3 separate regions of the Homo sapiens genome follow, and all the other regions are linked to region 2. Evidence: read pairs that join two places in POLR2A ChIA-PET (ENCODE). Cell type or tissue: PC-9. All regions are shown on one strand.

Region 1 (4,000 bases), 78 kb before region 2:
TGGCCAGCTGGTCTCGAACTCCTGACCTCATGATCCACCCGCCTCGTCCTCCCAAAGCACTGGGATTACAGGCATGAGCCACTGCGCCCAGCCCACATCTTGATATTTTTGAATGCTAGCTTGAAGGACCTATTTCAGAGTGCCCCTTACATTTTTTTTTTTTCTTTTTGAGACGGAGTCTTGCTATGTCGCCCAGGCTGGAGTGCAGTGGCCTGATCTCAGCTCACCGCAAGCTCTGCCTCCCAGGTTCACGCCATTCTCCTGCCTCAACCTCCCGAGTAGCTGGGACTACAGGCGCCCGCTACCACGCCTGGCCAATTTTTTGTATTTTTAGTAGAGATGGGTTTTCACCGTGTTAGCCAGGATGGTCTCGATCTCCTGACCTCGTGATCCGCCCGCCTCGGCCTCCCAGAGTGCTGGGATTACAGGCATAAGCCACCGCGCCTGGCCTCCACCTGGTCATATTTCTTTAGAGATTATCAAACTACCTCTTGCCACCTGTTTTAAAGATGGTTGTGTTGGCTGGGCATGGTGGCTCATGCCTGTAATCCCAGCACTTTGAGAGGCTAAGGTGGGCAGATCACTTGAGCTCAGGAGTTTGAGACCAGCCTGGGCAACACGGCGAAACCTTGTCTCTAAAAAAAAAATACGAAAATTAGCCAGGCGTGGTGGCTCATGCCTGTAATCCCAGCTACTTGAGAGGCTGAAGCAGGAGGATCACTGGGAGGTCAAGGCTGCAGTAAGCTATTATTGCACTACTGTACTCCAGCCTGAGCAACAGGGTGAGCCCCTGTCTCAAAAAAGGAAAAAAAAAAAAAGATGGTTGTGTTATAGGTTGCTATGACTGCATATTTGTTTTCTAGCCAGCCCTCTAAACAGCACCCAGTTTCTTTTTTTTGTTTGTTTCTTTTCTTTTCTTTTCTTTTTTTGAGACGGAGTTTCACTCTTATTTCCCAGGCATGGAGTGCAATGGCGCAGTCTCGGCTCACCACAACCTCTGCCTCCTGGGTTCAAGTGATTCTCCTGCCTTAGCCTCCCAAGTAGCTGGGATTATAGGCATGCACCACCACGCCCCACTAATTTTGTATTTTTAGTACAGACGGTCAGGCTGGTCTCTCCATGTTGGTCAGGCTGGTCTCGAACTCCCGACCTCAGGTGATCCACCTGCCTTGGGCTCCCAAAGTGCTGGGACTACAGGCGTGAGCCACTGCGCCCAGCACCCAGTTTCTTTTTATTGTAGAGTCATCTTCCCATGCAATATATTTGAGTGATGCTATAGTCTGGGATAATTGCCCTCCCTTAGTCAAGTGTCAGGCTCATAACTCAAGATGGGCCAATCACATTCTCCTCCCACCTCAGCTCCCAAGTAGCTGGGACTACAGCCAGCACGCCTGGCTATTTTTGTATTTTTTGTAGAGACGGGGTTTCGCCATGTAGCCCGGGCTGGTCTTGAACTCCTGGGCTCAAGTGATCCACCCATCTTGGCTTCCTAGAGTGTGGGATTACAGACGTGAGCCATCACACGGTCCCTAACTGATACTATTGCCATGGCCTACCTTGCTTGCCTTGGCAGGAGGGCCAGCTTGGCATGAGTTAGCAAAGAACCACTATTTGAGATCACCTATTTTATCTCAAGTACTGCTGGAACCCATGCACCTAGAAAAGACCAGGGTTTTCAACCAGTAGATCCAGAATAAGCAGTCTTATTGAATCAAAGGATATATCAGCCAAAATAATCAACAAGCACAACTTGATATTTTTTAATGGTAGCTTGAAGGACCTATCTCAGAGTGCCCCTTACATTTTTAACTAAGAAGCCAGTATTATCTATTGATCACTGAATAGCAGTGTGTCCCCTGGTCGTATTTCTCTCACTCTCTCTGTCTTTTTTTGTTGTTACAAAAACTGCCAGCTCTCACAGTGATTTTACCACACCTATGTATTTACAATCTTTTTTTTTTTTTATTTTTTATTTTTATTTTTTTTAGACTGAGTCTCACTCTGTCGCCCAGGCTGGAGTGCAATGGCGTGATCTCGGCTCACTGCAACCTCTGTCTCCTGGGTTCAAGCGATTCTCCTGCCTTAGCCTCCTGAGTAGCTGGGACTACAGGCGTGTGCCACCACACTCAGCTAATTTTTTGTATTTTTAGTAGAGACGGGGTTTCACCATGTTAACCAAGATGCTCTTGATCTCCTGACCTTGTGCTCCTCCCGCCTTGGTCTCCCAAAGTGCTGGGATTACAGGCGTGAGCCACCGCGCCCGGCCTACAGTCTGAGAAAAGTCATGCTGAGTTCCAGTGGCTGCACTGGAAGAGTTTGTGTCACCCTAATCCACTTGTGTTTGGCAGTGATTTATCCACATTTGCTATTTCTCCACTTGGTCATTTCTCATTAATGTCTAAACCTACTGAAACCTGACTTCTGTTCCTGCCACTTCAAGTCCTCTCAAAGGACTACTGGTCTCCTGTTTTCCAAATCTGAGGGACATTTCCCCAGCTTTTTCTTACCTGACTTCAGCTGCCATCTATGTGCTGATACCTCCAGACCTGTATCTATCTACTTGCCATTCATCTCCAGTCACCTTAATACTCAGCATGTCCCAAACTGAACTCAATACCTTTCCTCCTCAATCCCCCTCAACTGTGCTTTTCCTGGGATCCTTGTCCTTGTTAGTGGCACTCAGTCACCCATATTAGGAATCTAGGAATCATCACAATGATGATTCCATTTCTTATATTTCACAGCTAGTGAGTCACCATGTCCTTTAATTCCCACCTCTCTCTTCATTTCCTCTACAACCTTAATTCAGGCCTTCATCATCTCTCTCATAGGGTACTGCCAGATCCTCCTACCTAGTTTCCCTGCCACTAGTCTTTTCCCCTTTGAATCCATCCCTGCCATAGCAGAGTGATCCTTTCTAAAAATATAGGTTTGATCATGTTACTTCAAGGATGTACCATTGACTGCAAGATACATGTGAAGCTTCTCATCCTGCCATGCAAGTTCATTCATGACCTGACCTTAGTATATCTCTCCAGCCTCATAAATTACCTTGCCTCCTTTGCTGCCTACTTTTCAGTGATGCTGTTTTACAGTTCTGTGTATAAATGCATCTGTTTCATACTTTTCCCCTACACCATCCCCGCTCACTCTGACTTCATTCACCTGGTGGATATACCTATTCGTCTTTGAAGGACTCCATTCAAAAGACACCTGTTTGAACATTTTCCTCTGCAGGTAGAGTAGCCATTCTTTGTGCCCTCCCCATCCATACAGCCAGCTCTCACAGTGATTATAATATTTTATCACACTTATGTATTTACATATATATTTCCCAAACTCAGGGAATAGTCCACAGACTACCGTTACTTTGGATACCAGTTGCAAGTTTGGGGAACCCTAAGACTACCCTCTGGTTATATAATTCGCCACAAGGACTCACAGACCTCATTGAAAGCTGTTATAGTCTCTGGGCGCAGTGGCTCACCCCTGTAATCCCAGCTACTCAGGAGGGTGAGGCAGGAGAATCGTCTGAACTGGGGAGGCGGAGGTTGCAGTGAGCCGAGACTGTGCCACTGCACTCCAGCCTGGGCAACACAGCAAGACTCTATCCCAAAATAAAAAAAAAAAAATCAAGTTGTGATTGTTGATAATTTTGGCTGATATATCCTTTGATTCATGCAGCTGTCCCCAGAGTGTGTGTGCCTGTAGTGCCTGTGTGCGCCCTTTGGGGAAGTAGTCCTTCCAGACCTGATTATTTCTGAACAGAGTATGGCCAAGTCACTATTGACACTAGCATGCATAGCTTCTGAACTGATATGGTTGGCTGCTGATAGCACAGACTAGAGCACTCAGAAAATTATCAAACAGAGACTAAATGTTTAGGCACTTAAAACATGCTCCTTGGCAAGAGGAACACAATGTTCCTATTACAGAATTGACCTAAATTCAGGAAAGAGCTTATTGATGTAGGCAAATGCTTGAATCTGCAGCCAGCAGG
Region 2 (4,000 bases):
AGAGCCTCCCCATTGGATCAGATCTGGCTGCTGGTCTTACCCTCCTCTGCTTCCCTCTCTTGTCCTCACTGGAGTCCCCTGGGGAAGGAACCCATGTCAGAACCCATCCCTCCAAACCTGCAGCGGATGTGGGGGTCTTTGCAAGAGTGAGAGCTGAAGTGGAATAGAAAACCCTGGGACAGGGCTCGAGGTCTGACCCCTCTTCCAGCTCAGCCACCAGCTCACTGTATGATCTTGGTCTGGGCCCTGCCTCTCCCATTTTAGTGTCCCCTAATTAAAGGGTGAGGGGAAGACTTCAGTCAGGACTTACACTGTGTCATGTGTCTTCTAATCACCAGGGACCTTGTTAAAACACAGTCTGATTCAGCTACTCTGGGGTAGGGCCTGAGAGTCTTCATTTCCAACAAGCTCCCAGGTAATGCCGGTGCTGCCAGTTCATGGACTCCACTTTGAGCAGCAAAGACTTAGGCAACTCATTGCATTTGAGTCTGCAAGACCCAGAGACTGTGTCTCTTGGGTCCTTTGCAATCTCACGAGGCATCAGAAGGAAGCCTTGGGATTAGCTCCAGGCTCTGGACTAACAGAGCACGGATCTCAGGTTGGCAGGCAGGGGAACTATCCTAGTCCCCTGCTGAGGCTGTGTTTGGGTAAAAAAGTCCTTCTTGGCAACTGGGCGATTTAATCCAGGGTTGCTTCTGTCTCTAGGGGCTCACAGGACATCTGGAACATGAAGGAACACAACACAACCCACCAATTATCTTGGTGGCCACAGAGGGCCCTCCAAGGAGCTGATGCCCTTTGTGAGGCTAGTAGCCATCAGTTAAATACTGTAATCCATTACACTGAGAATAGAAATGTAACCAGGATGTAGCTGAACATGCCCAGCTTTAGCTGCCATGTGGCTGGGCCTTCCATGGAAAGGACCAGCCTTCTCTAAGGAGAGGAGGAAGCAGACAGAGGCAGTGAGCCCTCCCACTCTGCGCTTCCCCTCACTGGCCTGCTCACACCGCTGGGTGAAGGCACATGTCAGGGTTAGGTAGTTATTCAATGGTATGCCTGCGGCTCTTCAGGAAGGGCTGATTGGATTCCTATCTACATCTTCCACTGCATTTTTGGCACAAAATGCTCTGGCTATTGCCTGACCAATCTTAGCGGTAACTCCACAGGGATGGCGTTACCTATGAGAGGCCCTAGGGTCGGAGTGGAGCTGTGTAGAGGAGCCCAGCGGGTCTGGTTCTCTACCTTGGTCCCAACTATTTACCAGGGCTTCCCGACATCTTACGGCCAGGAATGGGAGATCCAACCAGAGAGGTCTGGAGTTCTGCCCAGGAAGAACCTCCACCTCTTTGAGATCTGGAATCTTCAGGGCCTGGAGGAAGATGCCAGCAGCCCTGGCAGTTCTCATTGGTCAGGGGAGGTCGGTGTGGGGTGGCAGAAGCACTTCTCTGGCTTCCTATTGGGGGATGAGTGTGCAAGCTCAGTGGGCTCCCTGGCTGCCAGAGCAATCTGCTTAAAGGACTGGCTTCTAGGATGCAGGGAAGGGCTCAGAGGGAGCCCCTTCTCTAGCACCTGAGAGACTAAGCCACTTAGGGTGGTGGGCAGGGTTTCTAAGCTGGGGTCCTGGGGATCTGGGCCCCTCTGGCAACTCCTACCCTGTCCCCTTCCCCCACCAGTGGGCTCACTTTGCAATTCTGCTGATGTCAGCTTGAGTGCCTTAATGGGCAGAAAATCCTGACTCCTTTGCCCGACTAGGCTAGCTGGGACTGCAGGGGGCCCCAGGTAAGGAGCATATACTTCTGAAATTTGTGTGTGCCCCCGCGTATGCGTTTGTGTCTTAGGTAGGTAGGTATTTATCTCTGTGTTGTGTGTCTGAAGGTCATGCATGAGCCTGTGTTCATATACACAATGGCGTGCACAAAGGCACATTATGGATTTGTGTATGTTTGTTTGTGTGGAGAGGGTCAGGAGCTCCCAGACATTCCTGAACACTTGCACATGGGTTGGCTGTTATCTCCAGCGCCTGGGAGGAACTGGCTCCTTAAAGGAGGGGGATGGTGAGTTACTTTGTAAAGTGGAGACAAGCCCCTTAAGCCCTGGGGAAAGGGATTTACATAAACCAAGGTCCCACGTTTAGGTTGGGTTCTCAGCTCTGGTGTGCCCATGAAAGACCCTCTCCCAGGTCCTAGCAGAGCTGCTGGCACAGTGCCCTGGGTGCCAGCCCACTGTCCTGCATGGGCTCAGAGGAGCTGGAACGGTGTCAGCTGGTGCCAGCTCCCTGGGGGCAGGGCAGGCCGGGCCAGGCTATGTGAACAGAGTGTGTCCTCAGTCCTCTGGGGGAAATCGGAGACCAGGCCAGATCCTGCCTGCTGGGTCTCTCACCCTCTTCTCAGCTTACACTTCCAGGGAAACTGGTCACCCTGGGTAGAGACTTGCTCCAGATATCAGGGCCCTGAGGCTCCAGCCTGAGCTCCTGGGAGGGGATGTGGTGTAGAGACACCCTTGGCCAGGCCCCTGCCTCAGGCTGGCCTGGGGCGCCAGAGAGACCAGGCTTGTAGAAGGAACGGAGCAGGCTCACGCGGAGCCCTGTGCACGGTGAGCTCAGGGTGCAGAGGGATCTCTGGGGCCCTGGTCACCCTCCCTGGGGAGTCCTGCTTTTCAGTGTGGCAAGAAGCGCCTTGCTGTGTGACAGCCCTCTTCCCCTCCCTGACTCTTAGTCTCCCCTGGGTCCTCTGGGGGCCCTAACAGCAGGATGTACCTGGCCTCCTGCCCGAAGCCTCTCAGAGTGGAGGAGGACCTAGGAGGCTGGACACTGAGATGCGAGAGGCGTCATAGGAGGGGCGGTCCAGGGGCAGGGTGGGGAGGAGACTTCTCTTGCTCATTCCTGGTTCAAATGTTTCAGATGTTGGGATGCAGGGAAGAGGTGACTCTGGTCCCCAGATGCAGGTCAGCTGCCAGAGGCTGGCCAGGGCTTCCCACCCACTGACCCTGGCTGCACTCAGAGGCCTCTCACATTTCTCTTCCTCTCTTCAGTCTACTGTCAGGGCCAGGCATATCCCCTGGGACCCAGAATCTGTCTCCATTGCCCCCAACCCTGCGACACCCTCAAGAGAGGTCTAGAGGGTGGTGACTCAGTAACTCAGAGAGGGCCTTCTGGAGATGCCGCGGCCTCAGAACCCCTCTGTAACCCAATGCTGGCCTCTCAGGCCACGTGCGGGGATGCCTGGCTTTTCTGAATCCTTGCTGCTTCCTCTGGCTTTGAGAAGCAGCACACTTGGTCCTCCTGTTGGGAGGGTGGACACCAGCAGAAGCCTTCCTTGTAAAAGTTTCTAGGAGGCACCTGTGGTGGTTCTCCTCCCCCTCCCCCTTGGTACCATGTCCCAGCCTTGGGATCCCCAAGTCCCCCCACTCCCTTCACTTTGCTGCTGCAACCCCTTGAGAGGTGGCTGGGGAAGGACAGGGGTATGGAGGTCGAAACTCAGGCTAATAAATCTAGGGTGGGGAGCATTTATTTTAATTTTTGTCTTGCAGCTCTTTGTAGAGGACCTAGCCTTTCTCTACTGAACTGAAGGGGTTTGGTCCCATCACCCGAAGACTGGCCCACCTGCCCACACAGGTGGGGGCACAGGAGGTCTGGGAGGCCCCAGGAGGTGGAAGTTCAGAGGCCTGCCTGGCCCTGTCCATCCCACTGGCTGAGGCCAGGCCGGAGGGCCGACCCCAGGGGCCCTCTGTATGCAAGCCGACGCAGACAAGGGCCCAGTGCATAGTTAAGACACAAACACCACACAGCTGTCCAGAGCCTCCAAAGCACTGTTTATCCAGGCTCCATGGAACCAAGTGCCCCCAGCTGCCTGCCCTAGTCCTCAGGGGGGCACTGGCACCGCAGTGGCCTCGGCCTGAGACCCTCGATGAGCCCCAGCCTAACCTGCTCCAAAGCCACTGACACATGCATGTTTAGCCCTTGGCCCATCAAGATGGGGCCCTGGGAATGAACTGGCTGCAG
Region 3 (4,000 bases), 500 kb before region 2:
CTTTTTTTTTTTTTTTTTGAGATGGAGTCTCACTCTGTCACCCAGGCTGGAGTGCCGTGGTGCAATCTCGGCTCACTGCAACCTCCGCCTCCCGGGTTCAAGCAATTCTCCTGCCTTAGCCTCCTGAGTAGCTGGAATTATAGGTGCATGCCATCACGCCTGGCTAATTTTTGTATTTTTAGTAGAGACAGGGTTTCACCATGTTAATCAGGCTGGTCTCGATCTCCTGACCTCAGCTGATTCACCCGCCTCGGCCTCCCAAAGTGCTGGGATTACAAGCATGTGCCACCATGCCCAGCCAACCTGCCCACCCATTCTTATCTCACTTGGATAACACATATAGTAAGGCCCCCTTCAGTGCAGCCCACAGACAGAGCCCTGCACTTGGAAGGGCCCAACCAAGCTTGGTTGAATGCACTAGGACCAAGCAGTACTTTGAAATTCTTCGTAATTTAACTTTGAATTTGTCTTTTTTTTTTTTTTTTTTTTGAGACAGAGTCTTGCTCTGTCACCCAGGCTGGAGTGCAGTGGCGCAATCTTGGCTCACTGCAACCTCTGCCTCCTGGGTTCAAATGATTATCCTGCCTCAGCCTCTGAGTAGCTGGAGCTGGGATTACAGGCACGTGCCACCATGCCCGGCTAATTTTTGTATTTTCAGTAGAAACGGGGTTTCACCATCTTGGCCAGGCTGGTCTTGAACTCCTGACCTCAGGTGATCCACCTGTCTCGGCCTCCCAGAGTGCTGGGATTACAAGTGTAAGCCATCATGCCCAGCCAAATTTGTCTTTTGTAAGTGAAGTCCAATGGGGTCATGTAGCACGTGCTGAGGGCTTGGAATCTTGGCCTGAAGCATGGTCATGCCTCCTGCCACCTCCATGCTTCCCTGGAATGAGTTCTTGGCTATCCACTCCCTCAACCTCTGGTGCCCCAGTGCCACCCAGCCCCCTTGTCACCCCTGCCCTGCAACACTGCCACCCTTTGCTCCCTTGAGGGCCTGGGTGGGGGTGGGTGCGCCAGGGCCAAGTACATGCACCCCACAGTGTCAGAGCGGACAGGTGGTGGCCGTCCTGTCCCAGGCTGGCAGCAATATGCCATGTTCAGTGGGTGGCTTAGGGAGGGTGAGCCTCTCTCCACTCCTATCCCAGTCCCTAGTGCCTCCTGGCTACGAGGTTGGGACATAGTTGGGACTGTGGGCCTTTAGGAAGGGAAGATGCCTGCCTCTACTTCCCAATAAGTCTGTCTGGTGGCTGCTGGAACGGGGAGCCTGGTAGTTACTAGGTTCCACATGTGCCACCTCCCCGATCTGTGAAGGTCCGCTCTTGCCCTGTGCGTGTCCCGAGCTGGAGGGAGTAAGAACATTAAGTGTAAATTACCAAAAAACGCAACACCATGACAGGTTGTGAGAGGCATCATGGAAAAAAGGGAAGACATTCCCCCATGCATTTTGAACAGGGAACCTGCAATTTCATTTTGTATTGGGCCTTGCAAATTATATAGCAAATCCCACAGGCAGTGCTGTGTTGTGGCCTGCCAGCTCTCACTAGGTCACAGTTCACTTTCTGTGATGTCATGTTGGTAGCTTTGAAATGGCCACGGTGGGCCGGGCGCGGTAGCTCACGTCTATAATTCCAGCACTTTGGGAGGCTGAGGCTGGTGGATCATCTGATGTCAGGAGTTCGAGACCAGCCTGGCCAATGTGGCGAACCCGTCTCTACTAAAATACGAAAATTAGCTGGGTGTGGTGGTGGACGCTTGTAGTCCCAGCTACTCAGCAGGCTGAGGCAGGAGAATAGCTTGAACCCAGGAGGTTGAGGTTGGAGTAAGCCAAGATCTTGCCATTGCACTCCGGCCTAGGCAACAAGAGCGAAACTTGTCTCAGAAAAAAAGAAAAAAAGAAATGGCCATGGTGAGTATTAACAGCACGGAAATAGGGCAAACACTGCAAAACAGAACTTTTATTTTATTTTATTTTATTTTAGATGTAGTCTCACTCTATTGCCCAGGCTGGAGTGCGGTGGTGTGATCTCAGCTCACTGCAACCTCTGCCTCTCAGATTCAAGTGATTCTCCTGTCTCAGCCTTTTGAGTAGCTAGGACTACAGGTGCGTGCCACCTTGAACACCCAGCTAATTTTTGTATTTTTAGTAGAGATGGGGTTTCACCATATTGATCAGACTAGTCTTGAACTCCTGACCTCAGGTGATCCACCTGCCTCGGCCTCCCAGAATGCTGGGATTATAGGCATGAGCCACTGCGCCTGGCCTAGAACTTTAAAAAAATGTATGTAGAGCTGGTTTTTAACATTTACCAGCATAGCACTGTATAGAGTACCCAATAAAAGTCGGAAACTTCTTATCCTTGTTAATTTAATTGGTTAAATAGGGCAGGCCCAAACTTCTAGGAAGACAGTGCAGAGGCATGGAAGGAAGGCTAAGGAAGAAAACAGCTTAGTAAGTGCCAGGCACTGGTCCAAACCATTTCACCACCTTTTCAGGAATGAGGAAATAAGCTCAGAAAAGTAGTGGGACTCAACCAAAACCACACATCAGGCCAGCTACTGAGCTAACATTCGGACCCAATGTCCTAGCTCTTCTCACAGCAAAAGGAGAGGTGTTCTTTTTAAAACTAGAGATAGGGTCTCACTATGTTGCCCAGGTTGTTCTCAAACTCCTGGGCTTAAGCAATCCTCCTATCTTGGGCTCCCAAAGTGCTGGGATTACAGGCATGAGCCACCATGCCCAGAGAGGTTCTTTAGAGTCACATGTCTCTCTCTCTCTCTTCCTTTCCTTTCTTTCTTTTTTTTTCTTTTTTTTTCTTTCTTTCTTTTTTTTTTTTTTTGAAACGGAGTCTCACTCTGTTGCCCAGGCTGGAGTGCAATGGCACAATCTCGGCTCACTGGCAACCTCCACCTCCCAGGTTCAAGCAATTCTCCTGCCTTGCCCTCCCAAGTAGCTGGGACTATGACTATAGGCACATGCCACCACGCCTGGCTAATTTTTGTATTTTTAGTAGAGATGGGGTTTCACCACGTTGGCCAGGCTGGTCTCGAACTCCTGACCTCAGGTGATCCACCTGCCTTAGCCTCCCAAAGTGCACAGGGCCTCGCACAGGGTTCTGAACTCCAGGAATAAACTGGGGCTCAGGAGTAGGCAGGAGGGGGGCTGGCGAAGGACCTAGAAGTTCCCACCCTGGGCTCTTGATCTCTTGCAGTAACTTCACAGCCTGAGGCAGAAGCCTAGATGAATGAGAAGCAGGACAGAATGTTCCAGCAGCCACCAACTAGAGCAGAGACACAAATATTTACTAAGCCTAGGGGCCTCCCCAACATGCCGGCAGAGTTGGAGGGAACAAGTGTATGAGGCCTCTCTCTGTAAGGGCAGGGAATACATGGCAGGGAGAAGCCCCATGGAGAGGTCTCCCCTGACTCCAGCCTATCCGTCACATTGGTATATGAGTCCCTCACACCCTCAAGTATGTAAAGCCAGTCACAAAGCACCTTCTCAGCCATGGGCAGCGTGGGGAGCTGATCTCCATCTTATAAATGAGGAAACTGAGGCCCACAGAGGGAAGATAACATACCCAAAGCCAGAGGGCTGGGAAATGCTAGAGTCTGCAGTGGAAGGCTGGACTGGAAATGCTGCCCCCAATACCAGTAGTCTCCAATCCTGCATCTGCCCACCACACCCCCTCCCCAGGAACTTCTCTTGACCCTGGCTGGCCTCCTCCCTGACTGACCCCCAGACCCTCTTCTTTGGTGAGATCTTTTGCACCCTTACTTCCTGCAGCTCCCGGGCTGTTCTCTTCCCAGGTTAACCTCCCCTTTCTTCTTTTTTTTGAGACAAGGTCTCACTCTGTCACCCAGACAGGAGTGCAGTGGCACGATCATGGCTCATTACAGCCTTGACCTCCAGGGCCCAAGCAATCCTCCCATGTCAGCCTCTCAGGTAGCTGGGACCACAGGCATGTGCCACATTTTTAATTTTTGGTAGAGATGGTGGTCT

Evidence for each region. ChIA-PET counts read pairs that join two places held together with the same protein. Peaks named below come from ENCODE experiments on the same cell type or tissue, not always from the same donor. Only the 100,000 strongest peaks of a DNase experiment are listed, where the experiment ranks them.
Region 1: POLR2A ChIA-PET joins it to region 2 with 5 read pairs; 4 of 35 experiments call an interaction of 5 or more read pairs at or near these places.
Region 3: POLR2A ChIA-PET joins it to region 2 with 6 read pairs; 1 of 35 experiments calls an interaction of 5 or more read pairs at or near these places.

What each region holds. Positions count from the first base shown.
Region 1 is chr15:75,593,133-75,597,132 of GRCh38, forward strand. No RefSeq gene overlaps it. Among named protein-coding and RNA genes, the nearest start is that of PTPN9, 16 kb to the left of the region's middle. In PC-9, no CTCF peak of the experiment used is centred here; no DNase peak of the experiment used is centred here.
Region 2 is chr15:75,670,834-75,674,833 of GRCh38, forward strand. It overlaps CSPG4 (chondroitin sulfate proteoglycan 4), which reads right to left. Exons shown (of 10, transcript NM_001897.5): 10 at 3,489-4,000. Among named protein-coding and RNA genes, the nearest start is that of SNX33, 25 kb to the left of the region's middle. RefSeq lists an enhancer at 3,485-4,000. In PC-9, no CTCF peak of the experiment used is centred here; DNase peaks (open chromatin) are centred at 1,958 and 2,418; H3K4me3 peaks cover 785 bases; H3K27ac peaks cover 2,644 bases.
Region 3 is chr15:75,173,315-75,177,314 of GRCh38, forward strand. No RefSeq gene overlaps it. Among named protein-coding and RNA genes, the nearest start is that of C15orf39, 27 kb to the right of the region's middle. In PC-9, no CTCF peak of the experiment used is centred here; a DNase peak (open chromatin) is centred at 2,477; H3K27ac peaks cover 1,923 bases.